2 separate regions of the Homo sapiens genome follow, and region 1 is linked to region 2. Evidence: read pairs that join two places in POLR2A ChIA-PET (ENCODE). Cell type or tissue: B cell. All regions are shown on one strand. Each heading gives the region's core, and the rest is flanking DNA. Links, peaks and the distances in the headings are about the cores only.

Region 1 (5,368 bases), core at 256-5,255, 420 kb before region 2:
AAAATAGCAAATGAACAGTAAAAAGTAAGTTTCTCTTGAACTTGATCTCACTTTCCCTTCTCATCCTAGAGGCAACCTCTGTTACCAGTTTCCTCTGTCTTTCCAAAGATAATCGAGGCATATTTGAGTTTAGGGAGGTGTTGCATTAATACCTCTTTAAAAACACAACTTGTAGTATTCCATAGAGAACCTGCACCTGGCTTTTTTTTTCACAGCCTTTTATTTTGAGTATTTGAAACCTACCAAAAAGTTGAAGTAATAGTATAATGAATATTCATATATCCTTCATGCAGATTTGCCAGTTCTTAACATTTTGCCACATTTACTCTATCTCTTCTTTTATCTACATAGACATATGTGTGTATGTATTTTTTGCTGATTTGAGTGTTAGTTGTAGGCATTGCATCTTTCACCCTAAGAACTTTAGCGTGTATCTCTTATATAATCACAATGTCATGATCACACTTAAGAAAATTGACATTAATTCCATATTATCTACTATGTCCATTTCCCCTCTCCCCAAGTGATTTTTATAGCTGTCCCCCCGACCACCCCTTGATATAGAATTCAATTCAAGATCATTTATTGAATCTTGTCATGTTTCTCTAGTGTCCTGTTCAATCTAGAACATTCTCCAGCCCTTTTTTTGTTTTGCTCTTTTATGACATTGACATGAAGAGTCCGGGCCAGTTGTTCTGGATTTGTCTGATTGCTTCTCCCTGGTTGGAGTCAGGTGGAACAGCTCTGGCAGGAACGCCCCCCCGGGCAATGCAGAGTCCTCCTCCAGGAGGCACTTAGTGTCCATGCGTCACCTTGCTGGTGATGCTTCACTGGATCACTTGGTTCCGGGGTTGTCCGCACGTCTCCCTGTAGTGCAGGTGCTCCTTCCTGTTTCCAATTAGCCTGTGGGATGGGACTTGGAAGCTGTGTCTGTTCTGCTCCCCTGGCAACTTTTTCTTCAATGACTTGAGCTGGTGTTTTGCCATTTTCCATACTCTATCATGGGGAGTGTTCAGTATCGGCATCTAGAGATCTCCCCTGGCCCCATCACAGCTAGAGCTATGCTGTCCCCTTTCAGGGACATCTTGTAATTTATCCACCCAGCCCCCAACTGATGGACATAAAGGCTGTCTCCCCATCATCTCCTGCTACTACAGACAGCACTGCAGGGACTGTCCTGCTGTGTTTTTTTAAGGCATGGGTACTCCAGAAGCAGTTGCTCAGCTGCACCCCCAAGGTTGAGTGGAAGTCCCTCGGTAAAGGAGGAGGAGAGAGTGTGAAGGGAATGGCAAGGCGGGGAGGGAGACAGGGCACAGGTGTCCTGGCAACAGCAGATGGGAAACAGGTCTGGCTAAGGTACCAGAAGCCAACAAGTCCCAGAAAGGTCAAGTGACTTTCCCAAGGTCACACAGCAAGTTGATGGCAGAGCTGGGTACAGGACTCAGAGCATCTGACACCCAGGACGATGTTCCTGCACTGTTCCATAGAGTAGCCCGACTCTTAAGTTTAAATAACCCCAGGAAGGACCCCCTCTCTGTGCCTGACCCCCGCTGGGTTGTAGAGGCCTAAGTTTGCAGTAGCTCCTCCCAGCCACTCTGGCTGTCAGCCTCTGACCTGCAGTGGGAGGGTCTCACCTTCTGGAGATGTTTTAAGGAGGGGACCCCGGCCTAGGCACTAGCTGGGAAGCCACTGAGCCATCTTGTCTGCGGCCACTGACGTCAGTGCTTGGGCACAATGCCAGCCTGTTCCCGGGACCCCAGCACAAGGGCTACTGGGAGCCGGGTTTGGGGCAGGAAGTCAGCGTGAAGCACTGGTCCTGCCACATCCCAAGCCCCTTGTCCCCTAGCTCTGTGGGGGTGGGGTGACAGCTGCTATCGCTTTGGGGTTAACTATAGTCCCTTTGGGGTTAACTATAGTCCCATTGGTTATGGGACCTCAGTGTGATGTAGCCAGGCTGGATTCCCCCTTTTGTTTGTTCATTTATTCATTCATTCAGGGGTCTCATGACCCCACCAGGGAGGAGCCGTCCAAGAGAGTTAGCAGCTCCCACTTGCAAGATGTCTGTGGCAAGGCAGGCACTGTTCTGGTGCTGAGAGCTCAACTCCAGTCCTCACAGCAGCCCCCAGAGCCAAGGAGTATCACCAGTCCATTGCACAGATGGGGAAGCTGGGTTCTAGAGTCACAGCCAGCAGAGTAAAGGTGATGAGTTTAGCCCTCTTCCCTGTTTCCAGACCCTCTGAGGCCTTCAGAGCCCAGCTCCTTGAGGCAGCCCACCCCGACCGCTCCTAGGCTTACCCTTCCCTGAGCACCGCCCCTGTGCCCCTCATAGCTGCTTCTGCCTCCTCCCTCCTCCCTCCTCTCCCTTGCCCCTAGGCTAGTGTGGTCCCCATGGCAACTCCTGGGGCCTGTCCGGCAGGGAGGCACGGGGCTATGGGGAGGGCTGGCTCAGCAGCTCAGGAGTTTGACACCTGAGGGGGACAGAATGCTCACTCAAGGTGTGGCCCTAGGGACCCCCGCCTTGCCCCTGTGGGCCTCACTTGGGGTTCTCATCTGCAAAATGGGGATAATAATAGCTTCTCTGTCTCAGAGTTGTTAGAGGATGTGATGAGCCATAACGTGCCAAGGACAGGGCCTGGCACAGAATAAGTGCTCAGAAAACAGGGCCTGTTATTATTTTTATTATTATAATCAAGGCAGTGGGGAGGCGGCGGTGGCAGTAGCTGTAGGCCAGGAAGGGAGTGTTTGCAAACTGACAGCTGGAAGGGTGACTAACAGCGCAGCAGCCTCCGCGCCCCCCTGTGGTGGCAGGGAGTTTGGGGAGGAAGGGGGAGGCATGGGGATGTGGAATGCTAGCAGGGCCCCTATTCAGAAGGACCTAAAGGTTGGGGGCCCAGCCAGCCCTAGTGGGACCCTAATTCAAGCTCTGTCACCCCTAACTAGCTATGTGACTTCAGGCAAATTGTTCAACCAGTTGAGCCTCAGTTTCCGCTTCTGTGAAATGGGGGTAAGAGGGTTAGAAGAGCTCACAATCCTCCTTCCCTCCCCGCCACCCCCACCCCCACAGCTTACAGTCCACAGGAGGCAGGGGCAAGGGGTCCTCACCACCCCCACCCTCACAGCTTACAGTCCACAGGAGGCAGGGGCAAGGGGTCCCCGCCACCCCCACCCTCACAGCTTACAGTCCACAGGAGGCAGGGGCAAGGGGTCCCCGCCACCCCCACCCCCACAGCTTACAGTCCACAGGAGGCAGGGGTAAGGGGTCCCCGCCACCCCCACCCCCACAGCTTACAGTCCACAGGAGGCAGGGGCAAGGGGTCCCCGCCACCCCCACCCTCACAGCTTACAGTCCACAGGAGGCAGGGGCAAGGGATGGTTCCTGTACTTAGTGGTGACTGAGTCATGTGGATGGAGGCAGGTTTCAGGCTCATCCTCCTTGGGCCTCAGTGTCCCTGCCTAAACAGCAGGATTGATGGCCTGGCCTCTGGGGATAGAAAGGGCCCTGTATTCTGGGAGGAACGGAAGCTCTTTCATCCAGGGGATGGGGCAGGGGCGCACCAGACATTTCCAAGTTCAGGGTTTCATTCCAGCCCCTCCTCAGCCAGCTTGCAGGAGATACCTGTCCTCCCCTTCAGGGTAAGCAAGACTTAGAAGGGTTGAGTCACTCACCCCAAGTCGCACAGTCAACAGAGCCAGGTATTAAGCCCAGGCCTGACTATAGAGCCAGGTGTGCGGCCTGGAAGTGTTGGTTCTCCCTGGCCGTCTCCTCCCCAGCTCCTTCTGCTCTCCATGATCACATGCCCCCCTGCTGAGGCCCCATCGCCCTTGGAGTCAAACCCTGGTTCCTCACATTGGCAGTGGAAGTCCCCCTGCTGCCTGGCAGAGTTTATGCCAGGCCCACTTGAAACCATCCCCTACAGTGTCCCCTGAGCAGCGGTGCTCAAGGTGGACTCTGGAAGTGTGTGGGGTCCTAGAGCCCCAGATGGGCAGGGTCTGCCTTCCCGCTTCCCTCACCATCGGCTTCCACCTGGGCCAGTTTCTCATACTATGCCAGTCCCCTGCCTGACACCTTTGCTCAGACTGCTGCATCAACCTGGGGTGCCTTCCCTGGCCCGCCCTCTGCCTGTGTAAGCCCTGCAATCTTCAGGGCTCAGCCCCAGAGCTCCCTCCTCCAGGGAGCCTGTCTGAGCTCTGCAGTCCGTGCCTACTTCACACCCCCAGCACTTTGCACTAAAATGTCTTCTCCCGCGCCACTGCACTCCAGCCTGGGCAACAGAGCAAGACTCCGTCGCAATAATAACAATAATAATAAAATAAAATGTCTCCTTCCACTGGGGTAGGTAGCAATATTTGTGACTGTCAGCCTAGCCCCCAGACCTCATCCACTGTATCAAAGAGCCCAGCAAAGAGGCTCATGGAGGAGTTTCTCTTCTAACACACTGTGACCACGAAGATGCCACTGGCCCTTTCTCACCCTCAGTTTCCTCACCCGTAGAAAGGAAACAGTAGTTCCAGCCCCTCTGCTTCCTGAGACAGGTCCAAGGGGGCTCTGGGCTGGGATTACAAAGTATGTGTGTGCAGACGGGTGGGTTGCTGCTCTCAGGGAATGGGGTTGGCTAGGGTAGCTTTTTTGGGGAGTCAACTTTATTGAAGTAAATATACGGTTGACCCTTGAACAACACAGGGGTTGAGGGCATCAACCTCCTCCCTGCAGTCAAAAAATCATATATTAACTTTTGACTCCTCAAAAACTTAACTACTAATAGCCTATTGTTGTCAGAAAGCCTTGTAGATAAAGTTGATTGACACTCATTTTGTTTGTTATATATATTATATACTGTATTCTTACAATAAAGTAAGCTAGTGAAAATAAAATAAGAAAATCATATGGCCGGGTGCAGTGGCTCACACCTGTAATCTCAGCACATTGGGAGGCTGGGGCAGGCGGATCACTTGAGGCCAGGAGTTCAAGACCAGCATGGCCAATATGGTGAAACCCTGTATCTACTAAAAATACAAAAATTGGTCTGCTGTGTTGGCGCACGCCTATGATCCCAGCTACTCAGGTGGTCAAGGCATGAGAATCACTTGAACCTGGGAGGCGGAGGTAGTTGCAGTAAGCCGTGAGTCACCCCACCACTGCGTTCCAGCCTGGGCGACAGAGTCTTGCTGTCTCAAAAAAAAAAAGAAAGAAAATCATAAGGAAGAGGAAATATATCTACTATTCTTTAAGTCGAAGGGGATCATTATGAAGGTCTTCATCCTTCACATTGAGTAGGCTGAGGAGGAAGAGGAAGAGTTGGTCTTGCCGTCACAGAGGTGGCAGAGGTGGAGGCGGAGGAGGTGGAAAGGAAGGCAGAAAAGGCAGGCA
Region 2 (5,368 bases), core at 286-5,285:
TAGGGAACAGCACCTCCAGCCAGGCTCAGCACTACACCACCCCAACCTGGCCTTGGCAGGGACCCTGGTGCTGAGCCCTGCTTGTCCTGAGGCCTCATTCTGCCCTGTCGCTGCTGGCAACGCCCATGTCTGGGGTGTTGTGAAGACCCCAAAGCCCCTTCGTGACTCCAGACGCCTCTTTCCCTCTGTCATTCCTGGCCTCATTGATGTTCCTCTTCCCGTGAGTTTGTTCTCACTAAGGGGGTTGAGTCGAGCCAGCTGAGTCTTCCCTCAAACCTCCTTTGGGGATCCTCGGAGCAGGACCCGACTCTGACCTGACTGGCTGTGACTCTTCTCATCCTGCAGTTCCTGTGCCGGAGAAGGGAGGGCCGAACCCCGAGCCCAGCCTGCTGCCCCAGCTGGTGGTGGGAGGCGGGCCATGGGGACGCTTCAGCCCGTGGACATGGCCTTGCTGCTGGCTATATGCTGTGCTCTCTCCATGGGCAGCTCCCCAAGACCCCACCTCCAGACACCCCCTCAGTGGGGAGCACCCAGTGCAGCTCTTCTGGAGCCCTGTCTGCCCAGGAGATGGGAATGGGGGAATGCTGCCAAGCCCCTCCTGTCTCTCCTGCTGCACATGGACCCCTTTTCCAGGGTGGCGGGAAGCTGGGGGCCTCCTTGAGGACGCTGCTGCCTCCATGGGGACTCCAACTCTGGATGTTCTAGCTATGGCCCACTCAGAGGTGCCTGTGTCGATGAGCCCTCCACCCCTCCTGCCACAGCCCCTAGCCTCAGCCTGCCTGGCCACTGTTCCTCCCACACCCTGCCTTTGTCCAAGAGGGGCCCAGCTTCCAGGTCCCTGTGATTTCTTAGGACAATTGGAACCCAGGGTCCTAGGAAGGGGTGCTGAGCCCCTTGGAAGGACCTCAAGGGGCCTCTTCTATGATTTCTGGGTTTGTCAGGGGATCCCTTGCTTCTTCAAGAGCCTCTGATAAGGCATCTGCAGACCCTTTTCCTCCTCAGATTTGGATGATGGGACCAGGGCAGGCCCCTCCTGTATCCCCTAGCTCCTCTCCATATAATTCAGAACTTGGGGTCCCAAGCTTGGCTGCACCTCCTCAAACCCTGTAAACCTCTTAGACCCAATCCCACTACACCCTCAGAGGGGCTGGGGCTTCAGCTTGGGCCCTACTACACAGAAAGCTAGTGCTTCTCTGCCTCCTGCTGAGGCCTTGATGACTCCTCAGTGAGGCCTGGGCTCCCAGCTGCCTTAAGTAGGCAAGAGACCCTGGAGACAGCCGCTACTCAAGGAGGCCTGGGTTCTCCAACAGACCTGGGGAGCCCGCCTGCCTTTCCACAAGGCTTGGTACCTCCCTTGGGCTAGATCTGGGGTATCCCTGTCCATCCTTTGCTGCCACCCTTCTGCTTGCCACTTCCTGGCCCCGCGGACATACCAGGACCCTAGCTTCCAGAGGCCAGGTCTTCCCCAGCCCCACCCTGCCATCTGCTGCCACCCTGGCATCTCTAAGCCCAGCAGGCCACAAGAGTCCCTAGCTACTAAAAGACTGGTCCCCACCAGATCTGCCCAGTGCTTCCCCAGAGGCCAGTGAGCATGCCCAGCCCCCAGCCCTTGGTAGCCCAGCCCCTTCTGGGTGTTGCCAGCTTGGAGCTTTCTTCTAGACCTGTGGATGCTATCCTATCTGGAGTTAGCTTAGACCTCTCCCCTGGCCTCCTGGGCACTTCTGGCCCTAATCCCCTGGCAGCCTGTTTTCCAGCATTCCTGGGACTGGTGGGGAGGCCTCTGCCAGCTCAGCGGGTGCCCCTCTGCACACCAGACTTGCTTTCCTTGCAACCCCAGCAGGAAGCCTCATTCTTTGTGGCATCCAGCCCACCCCTCTGATGTGGGCCCTAAACCTCCAGCTGGCCCAGCCCTGCAGAGTAGGTGCCCAAAGGTATCTTCAGCGGTTCCTGTCATGCTGGTCTCCCCCCAGGGTCCCCTTCTGGAGCCTGGCACCATAGATCTCGGTGGGGTGGGGAGTACAGCTCAGTCTCCCTTCCCCCTCACACCACTCATAGGGGGCCCTGTCCACCAAGGCCCCTGACTGCTGGGGGACCCACACCCACAGCCCCCTTCTTTCTGACTGCTGGCCCTTCCCCAGCCTGGATACTCGAGCCCTGGGCAGAGGGGTAACGATCCCAGGACTGTCTTCGCAGGCAGAGAGGCCACTTGGTACCAGGCCCTGACTCCTTGGGCTGAGCTCAGCAGCAGGCGTGTCACCAAGGCCCCCTGGGCAGAAGGGGCTCAGCCCTGAGGGCCCATCACTCGCCACGCCTGCATGTTCCTGCTAGGCATCCACCCTGAGGACCCAGCTTCCCCCTGCCCCCAGCTGCTGGCAGCCCCGTCTTGACTCATCCAGGGTTCTGGAGGCCACGCCAGGAAGTAGCCTGCAGCTGGAAGAAGCACCTGGTGTTTCTGCGTCGCCCAGGCTGGAGTGCAGTGGCGCGATCTCAGCTCACTGCAAGCTCCGCCTCCCAGGTTCACGCAGTTCTCCCGCCTCAGCCTCCTGAGTAGCTGGGACTACAGGCTCCCACCACCACACCTGGCTAATTTTGTTTTTGTATTTTTAGTAGAGATGGTGCTTCACCGTGTTAACCAGGATGGTCTCGATCTCCTGACCTCGTGATCTGCCTGCCTCGGCCTCCCAAAGTGCTGGGATTACAGGCGTGAGCCGCCGTGCCCGGCCTCTGCATCTTTTTTTATGGAGCTGACTTGGGTGGGAGGGGCTACAGACTCAAGGGAGACTGCAGGCCACCCCTTCCCCACTCCCTGGCTGGGTGGGTTTCCAGCTCAGGAGTCTGATTGGAAGGATGGGACCGTCCTGTCACAGAGGCAGGTCTGAGTAGTCCAGGCCCAGTTTTACCCTCCAGCAGGGCCCCTTTCATTCATTTGTCCAGCTGGCTTTGCCCAAAGCACAAGTGATGTCTATGTGGACTGTGTCCCCTGTCCCCAAGGGGAGTCTGGCTCCAGTCCTGGCCTGGAACTCGGAGACCTTAGAATTAGAGGCCACATCTGGCAGGGTGGACCAGCCAGGGCAGGTACCATGTTGGCAGCCCCAGACCTGACACCACGGCTCCCGTGTGCCCTCTCCACTTCCGTCCTGCACATCACCTATACTACGTGCTGTCCCTGATGAATCCAAGCTGTCAGCTTCCATCAGCTTGGCTGGGAAGTCAAGCTGACCAAAGGGGAATGGTGCAGCCTGAGTTGGGGGCTGAGTAGGAATGGGCCTGGTGTGGGGTGGGGGAGGTGGGGGTGAGGCGGGTGTCTGGCACCTCTCTGCTTATCTTCCCTTCTCCCTTGCCCATAAAGGAGGCATCTTCTCCATGTCCCTCTGCCACCCTGGGGACATAAAATACTGCCCCAGGTCTGTCTTCCCTTGGACATAGCCCACCTACCTTCCTGTGGGACTCAGGGCTTTGTTTTGTCCTGTGGCCCACATGAGAAGCAGTTATCCCTGCTCTGCTCAGCTGAGAGAGGACAAACTGAGGCAGAGCAGGGGAACAACTCTGTCATAGTCTGGCTGTTAATGGCAGAGTCAAGACCACTGAGTGTCTAGTGGACCACCAGGTCCACTGGACACCAAACGTGGAGGCTGTATTAGCCCGTTTTGTGTTGCTCTAGAGGAATACCTGAGACTGGGTTATTTATTTATTTATTTATTTATTTATTTATTTATTTATTTTTGAGATGAAGTCTAGCTCTGTCACCCAGGCTGGAGTGCAGTGGTACGATCTCAGGCTGCTGCAACCTCTGCCTCCTGGGTTCAGGCTATTCTCCTGCCTCAGCCTGCTGAGTAGCTGGGATTACAGGCATGGACCACCATGCCTGGCTAATTTTTTGTATTTTTAGTAGAGGCAGGGTTTTGAGATAGAGTTTCGCTCTTGTAGCCCAGGCTACAGTGCAGTGGTGCAATATCGGCTCACTGCAACCTCCGCCTCCAGGGTTCAAGCAATTCTCATGCCTCAGCCACCCAAGTAGCTGGGATTATAGGCGTGCACCACCATGCCTGGCTAATTTTGTATTTTTAGTAGAGACAGGGTTTTACCAGGTTGGCCAGCCTAGTCTTGAACTCCTGATCTCAAGTAATTTACTCGCCTTGGCCTCTCAAAGTGCTGGGATTACAGGCGTGAGCACCGCTCCTGGCCCTGAGACTGGGTAATTTATAAAAGAAGTTTATTTGCCTCATAGTTCTGCAGGCTGTACAAGCATCTGCTAGGCTTCTGGTGAAGCGTCAGGAAGCTTTTACTCCTGGCGGGAGGCAAAGAGGGAGCAGACGTGTCGCATGGTGAGAGAGGGAGCAAGAGAGAGGAGGCATCAGGCTCTCCTGTGAACTAATAGAAAACTCACTCATTGAATCACTTGAACCCAGGAGGTGGAGGTTGCAGTGAGCCAAGATCGCGCTACTGCACTCCAGCCTGGGCTGTGAGTGAGACTCTGTCTCAAAAAAAAAGGAAGGAAAGAAAGAGAAAAAAAAATTAGAAATTAGAAAACTCACTCATTACCATGGGGAGGGCACTAAGCCATTCATGAGGGATCCCCCACCATGACCCAAACACCTCACACTATAGGCCCCACCTCCAGCACTGGGGATCACATTTCAACACGAGATGTGGATGGGACAAGTATCCACACTATGTCAGAGGCCTCCCTGTCATCAGAGTCTTCTGTCCTCGGTTCAGGTGCATGCTGGCTTCCATGCCTGGCTTCCTAGGAAGTCATCTTGGCCCCATGGGGTTGGGCCGGGCCACTAGGCTGAGGGTTGGAGCCCTATCTCTCCTAGTCCCAGCCTGGGTCTCCATCACTGACTAGCCCGCTCTGCTTGCTGCATTCTCTCCACACCTGTTCCCTGTAGCCCAGGGGTCAGTCTGGGTGCAGGCCTGGGTAGAGGTCCAGGAGCAGATTCTGCCCCCCAGCTCATACCTCCTGTGCACCATGGCAGCCAAAATGCACCAGCATGACCAGGAGTGCTGGCTTGTCCCTGTAATCCCAGTGTTTTTGGGAGGCTGAGGTGGAAAGATCACTTGAGACCAGCCTAGGCAACATAGCCAGACCCTGTCTCTACAAAAAATAAAATTAGGCATGGTGGCGTGTGCCTGTAGTCCCAGTATAGCAGGACAAGCCGCAGACAAAACTTCGTAGACACCGAGTTGTAGAAGAAGGGCTTTATTCAGCTGGGAGCATCGGCAAGCTACTGCCTTAAAATCCGAGCTGAGTGCACAATTTTTGTCCCTTTTAAGGCCTCACAACACTAAAGATTTCACATGAAAGGGTCGTGATTGATTTGAGCAAGCAAGGGGTACGTGACAGGGGCTGTATGCACCGGTGGTC

Evidence for each region. Peaks named below come from ENCODE experiments on the same cell type or tissue, not always from the same donor. Only the 100,000 strongest peaks of a DNase experiment are listed, where the experiment ranks them.
Region 1: POLR2A ChIA-PET joins it to region 2 with 5 read pairs; 2 of 35 experiments call an interaction of 5 or more read pairs at or near these places.

What each region holds. Positions count from the first base shown.
Region 1 is chr15:74,791,050-74,796,417 of GRCh38, forward strand. The region is part of intron 1 of CSK (C-terminal Src kinase); the gene reads left to right. Among named protein-coding and RNA genes, the nearest start is that of MIR4513, 5.0 kb to the left of the region's middle. RefSeq lists enhancers at 710-769, 1,259-2,088, 2,089-2,917, 2,845-2,894. In B cell, for the core only: a CTCF peak has its summit at 2,788 (motif pointing left); DNase peaks (open chromatin) are centred at 798 and 2,792; H3K4me3 peaks cover 2,658 bases; H3K27ac peaks cover 5,000 bases.
Region 2 is chr15:75,214,075-75,219,442 of GRCh38, forward strand. No RefSeq gene overlaps it. Among named protein-coding and RNA genes, the nearest start is that of C15orf39, 15 kb to the left of the region's middle. RefSeq lists enhancers at 701-760, 4,570-4,619. In B cell, for the core only: no CTCF peak of the experiment used is centred there; no DNase peak of the experiment used is centred there.